2 separate regions of the Homo sapiens genome follow, and region 2 is linked to region 1. Evidence: chromatin loops called from intact Hi-C (ENCODE). Cell type or tissue: HepG2. All regions are shown on one strand. Each heading gives the region's core, and the rest is flanking DNA. Links, peaks and the distances in the headings are about the cores only. Region 1 overlaps LOC105371072 (a long non-coding RNA gene). Region 2 has its middle 39 kb from the start of LINC02152.

Region 1 (2,924 bases), core at 202-2,701:
CCCATTCTCAAAAGCCAATACATTTTCTTTTGTGCCTCTGCTAGGTGGAGTTGGTTTCTGTCTTGTGTTTCAAAATAGTCCCATCTATTATGCTATCTCTGGCTTACTCTTTCTGAGCCTTGGTTATTTTCACTCACAAAATGGAAACAAATAGCATCAGTCCCGCCTTGCTCATATGGCTGGCATGAAATTGTTCTTGCAAAATGTCAAGTGTTATAAGGATATAAATTATTCCTGGATACATGGCCCTGGCTATGTAGAGGGCTAAAGAACTCTTGACCCAGCAAAACCTGCTCTTCTCTCTTTGTTCCTCATTTCAATGAATGACAGCACCCAGTTGCTCGATGTAAAATACATGGGGTCATTTTTGTGCCTCTTATTTTCCCAAACTCCACTTTCAATCTCTTAGCAAATTCTATTTACTCCGACTTCAAACTATGTACCCGAATAATATGTTTCTCACCTCCACAATGACCCTCGTCGTTGGGCACCCACAGTCGCTTCATCACTGGCCTCCTTGTTTCCACCTTTGCCATCCTACAATCTCCTCTCCATCAAGCAGTCAAGGCAGGAGGTCCTTATGAAATGAGAATCAGATCATGCTGCTGCCTTGCCTTGCCCTCAGTGCTCCAGTTGCTCCCCATCGGCTTCATAAATTCCAGGCTGCTTCCCTTGAATGGCTCCCTGGGATCCTGCATGAACACAACTCCCCGCCCTCTCCCTCAGCTCAGTCTAACCTCTTCACCTGGGATTCTCTGCTACTCTTTGAACACACCAAGTACCTCCCTATCCCAAGACCTTTGCATGTTGTCTTTCTTCTGATTAGAGCTATTCTATCGAAACGTCACCATGGTTCTATCTTTCTCCATCAAACTCTGCCTAGGCAGTACCCCCTTATAAGAGCTTTCCTGAAAGTCCTGTTTAATGTAACACAGGGACACCTGGACACCATACACAGAAACATACTGTTTTCCATGTCATATGAACCCTCTACCCTCCTCTGCTTTTTCCCCTCATTGAAGTTATCATAACCTAACATTATATTACCTATGTATTTGTTTATCTGTTGATGTCTATCCCCCTCCAGAAAGTAAGAGCATGGAATTTGTCTGTCTTATTTATCACCCTTTCCCCCAAATTCTACATCAGTGGCCTGGGATATAGAGAACTCAAATATTTGTTGAATAAATGGATGGAGTTACTCCCCAAAATTGACTGGCTTTGGAAGACAAAAACCAATACTGATATGTGATTGTGTCTACCTGTAAATCTCTAATTTTAACTTTGCTTAGTTTAACTTAGATTCTACTAAGCCCACTACTTCTATCAGAGGTAAAAACCCTGTCCTTCCCAGGGTAAACAAACAGTGTTACAGGCTGGGCTGCTGTGTATTTCTCTTCTTAACCTGTTGGGAAATACAAAGTATAGACAGTCCCTGAAACCTCGTCCTGAGTTTTGACATGTGCCCTGAACTCTGGAATTCTCACACACAGTAATAATGGCTGACTCATTGTTTACTTTACTGGAAAGATATGAATCCTTACAGAATTTCAATTATTCGGAAATCTGCTCAGGTTAATAGCATTGTGATCCCATCCAAACGCAGGAGTGACTGTGGGTTATGTAAGGATATGTAAGTTAGTAAGCTATGTGCTTAATAACACTAGCTCCAGGTCAGGAGGAATTTATTTTTTAAATGGTGTATCATCAAGCAGTTTTATTGGAATGACCATGTGGCTGAATTAGGCAAGGTAGATCATTAATCGGCTTTTGAATTATTTCCATGGTTCCACTTGATTCATAAGAAAAATAAGAATTGCTAAAATCTTTAATGGTATCTTATTCTGTGCCAGGCAGTATGCTAAGCACTTTACTTACCTTGTCATCTCACTTAGGAAGACAATCACTTTTTACAACCACAAGGGAAATAAAATTGATGGCAATTTCTGTTTCTTACACCTGTCTTGAGGTTCAAATCTACTTTTCCAGATGCTTAACTAGACACCCCCATCTCAATTCCTACAGGCACCCCTAATTCACCTGGCCCCGAATGAATTCATCATCTTATTTCCCAGTCTCTCCTTGGACCACCCATCTCAGTGAATGCCATCACCATGCACCAAAGCATCAGAGGCAGAAAACAAGGTACACCCCTAATATCTGCCCTCTCCTTCCTTCTTCCCACCCATTGTCTCTGTCTAATGTCAAGAGGCTCTGTCTCCTCATCTCTATTAATTTTGCTTCTGCCTGTGGTGCCCATCCCTATGGGAAGATTTTACAGTCCTGCCTCATTGAGCCCAGGAGTAACCATGGCACCTGCTTTGTCTAATGGAATATGAGTAGAAGCATTGTGTGTCTCTATCGGGCATAACCTATAAGAGCCAGCTTGTGACTTGCTATGTCTATTTTGCCCTCTCCCACAAAAGCTAAAATAGTTTAGATAAAGCCTTCTCTGTCAGTCTGGATTCTGAATGAGGATGGAAAGGAGCAGAACCCCAGTTAGCCTACAACAGACATGAATTGCCAGTGAGAAACCAGACTTGAAATCCAGTGAAATCTGTACTTGTTACTGCAGCACAATCTAGCATATCCTGACTGATACATTATCTTAATAAATATCTGGCTTGGACTAATAACAGTTTTCCACCTGTTATTTCTCAGCTTCCGGGTCATCTTCCAAACTGCTGCCATAGTGATTTTTGTAGTGTGATCACATTATTCTCAATTCTCTAACTCAGGCGTCAGCAAACTTTTTCTGTAAAGGGACAGATAGTAAATATTTTAGGCTTTGCAAGCCATGTGGTCTCTTGCCACAACCACTCAACTCCGCTGTTGGAGTGTGAAGGCAGCCACAGGCAAAAAATAAACAAATGAGTGTGGCTGTGTTCCAGTAAACTTTATTTACGGAAGCTGAAATTTGGATT
Region 2 (2,924 bases), core at 262-2,761, 56 kb before region 1:
CATTCCAGCCACTTCCAAGATATGAACAGTGCATCTGATCAGAGGGTCACTCAGATTGGAACTGGTGCTCCACACTCAAGAGCAGAAGGCCCTTTATTGAGTCTACTTTAGACTACTGATATGGTTTGGCTCTGTGTCCCCACCCAAATCTCATCTCAAATTGTAACACTTGCTTGTCGAGGGCAGGACCTGGTGGGAGGCGCTTGGATCATAGGGGTGGTTTTTCCTATGCTGTTCTCATGATAATGAGGGAGTTTTCATGAGACCTGGTGGTTTAAAAGTGGCAGTTTCCCCTACTCTCTCTCTCACTCTCTCTTGCTCTCTCTCTCTCTCTCTGTCCTGCCACCTTGTGAAGAAAGTACTTACTTCTCCTTTGCCTTCCACCATGATTGTAAGTTGCCTGAGGCCTCCCCAGCCATGTGGAACTGTGAGTCAATTAAACCTCTTTTGTTTATAAATTACCCAGACTCAGGTAGTATCTTTATAGCAGTGTGAAAACAGACTAATACAACTATAAAGTAACCTGAAGATAGCAGCTTTATTCTCATCTGCCCTTGTTTGCTCATGTGGAACCGAGAATAGTTGTTCCTTGCCCTGAACTTATATTTACTACCCACTCTCCCTCTCCCTCCATCAGACTCTTATCATCTAACCTGGAGTATTTGGACAACTTCCTCAATGGAATATCCTCTTCCTCCCTTGCCTAACTCCCATCCATCCCAAACAGTACATCAGAATGTTCTAAAGTGCAAATCTGGTCATGTCACTCCCCAGCTAAAACTTTCTCAATATTTCCCCCAACAACTTCTGGAAAATAGTTCAAAGGCCTTACTCTAGCCTCGCCTCTCAGCCTCACCTCTTCCTTTCCCATTACAAACCTGCTGCCTCCTTGAAGCTCCTGGTGCTTACCTTGACCCAGGACATCTAACCCAGTCCTCCTGACTGTGACTGCACATTAGAATCACCTAGTAAGCTTCTAAAGATGGCAGCATCTGACCCGACCTCCTGGAGAGTCTTACTTCATTGATCAGGGAACGCAGGTGAAGATCATTAGCTGCCAGCATTGAATGTTAAACTCATCACCAGATTGGAATTGTCCCTTAATATATTGGTTCTCTAGACCCAGGGATTTTTGTTTCATTTTGTCATCTACGTTGTGGAACTTTAGGTGCAGAGATTGGCGTCATTCACCTTCCTCAGTTCCTGGCATTGTGTCATCCTTGTTCTAGAGCCAGCCTCTCTTTTGCTTCTTTTCTTCATTCCTTTCATTACAAACTGCAACATCAGTCCCTCCCTCTCCTTTGGCAATCATTCAGCTGTGTTTGCTGTGTATGCTTTCATTTGTTTATGGTCCTATACATTGCATATCACTGCTGTGTTTACATAATTTTTAGTTATATACATGAAGAGGGCTGTAGATTTTATTCTGTGCCTTTCCTTTTTGCACCCAGCACTGTTTTTTAAGAGTGCTCTGTGTTATTTAGAATACCTGATTGTTGTTTTAAAACTTTACAGAATTCCACAGTGTGCATCTCCCACATTTACCTGTCTCCTCCCCCCTTGATCACACCCATGCTGCCTCTAACTCCACCTCCTTGATGTCAGAGTGAATTTTGCTGGGCATGGTCTTTTGGGGGCCTGGGCAAGAATTTCTTCAAGATATGTACCCAGAAATACAATTTTCAGGAAAAATGGGGCATATATATTTTTATTTTAATGGACCAACTATTAGCTAACTGTCCTCCAGAATGGCTGCACCAATCTTTACTCTTAGGCCAGTATTTCAGTTGTTTATTCCAATATTCGGGGGATCAGCGATCTCTTTGAGAATCTGATAACACATTTGGAAACTCTACTTCAGAAAAAGTAAATATTATCATACAATACTTTTTTTACAAATGTTTATTAAGAAAAAATGTTTAAATTTATGTATCAAGGTGCATGTATTAGTTTACTTAATTTTTAGAATATTTTATGTTAGGTATTACTATTTTCATTGAGCTCAAGTTTACATAATGTGCAGTTAACAACTTTAAAGTACACATTTCAGGGGCATTTAGTGCCTTTACAATGTTATGCAAAGACTGACCACCGCTCTCTAGTTTCGAGATGTTTTCATCACCCCGGATGAACACCCTATAGCCTAAAAGTAATCACTCCCCATTTCCTCATTCCCCCATCCCCTGACAATCCATAGTCTACTTTCTTCCTCAATGGCTTTGCCTATTTTGCATATTTTACATACATGGAATCATAGAATGTGTGACCTTTTGTGTCTGGCTTCTTTGACATAGGATAATGTTTTCAAGGTTCATCCAAGCTGTAGCTGTTGCTGGTACATCATTCCCTTTTATAGCTAAATAATATTTCATTTTATGAACATACCACAATTTGTTAATCTATTCATCTGTTGATGGACATTCGACTTGTATCTGCTGTTTGTCTGTTATGAGTAATGCTTCTATAAACTTTGTTTACACATTACCATGTGGACCTATGTTTTCAATTCTCTTGGGTATATACCTAGGACTAGAATTGCTGAGTCATATGGTAATTCTATGTTTAACTCTGTTTGTTTGTTTGCTTGCTTGTTTTGAGAAAGAGTCTTGCTCTGTCGCCCAGGCTGGAGTGCAGTGGCGTGGTCTCGGCTCATTACAGCCTTTGCCTTCTGGGTTCAAGTGATTCTCCTGCCTCAGCCTCCCGGATAGCTGGGATTGTAGGTGTCCACCACCACACCCAGCTAATTTTTGTATTTTTAGTAGAGACAGGGTTTCAGCACGTTGGCCAGGCTGGTTTCAAACTCCTTACCTCAGTGATCCACCCGCCTTGGCTTCCCAAAATGCTGGGATTACGGACATGAGCCGCTGTGCCTGGCCTTGTTTAACTCTTTGAGGAATCATCAAACTGTTTTCCACAGTGGCTGC

What was found. A loop is a pair of places that touch in the nucleus more often than their neighbours do. Peaks named below come from ENCODE experiments on the same cell type or tissue, not always from the same donor. Only the 100,000 strongest peaks of a DNase experiment are listed, where the experiment ranks them.
Region 2: a loop joins it to region 1, with 3 times the contacts of the local background. A loop is called at or near these places in 2 of 110 quality-filtered maps.

The regions. Positions count from the first base shown.
Region 1 is chr16:8,389,978-8,392,901 of GRCh38, forward strand. It overlaps LOC105371072 (a long non-coding RNA gene), which reads left to right. Exons shown (of 3, transcript XR_933045.2): 2 at 2,026-2,145. Among named protein-coding and RNA genes, the nearest start is that of LINC02152, 95 kb to the left of the region's middle. In HepG2, for the core only: no CTCF peak of the experiment used is centred there; a DNase peak (open chromatin) is centred at 1,474; H3K27me3 peaks cover 447 bases.
Region 2 is chr16:8,333,602-8,336,525 of GRCh38, forward strand. No RefSeq gene overlaps it. Among named protein-coding and RNA genes, the nearest start is that of LINC02152, 39 kb to the left of the region's middle. In HepG2, for the core only: no CTCF peak of the experiment used is centred there; no DNase peak of the experiment used is centred there.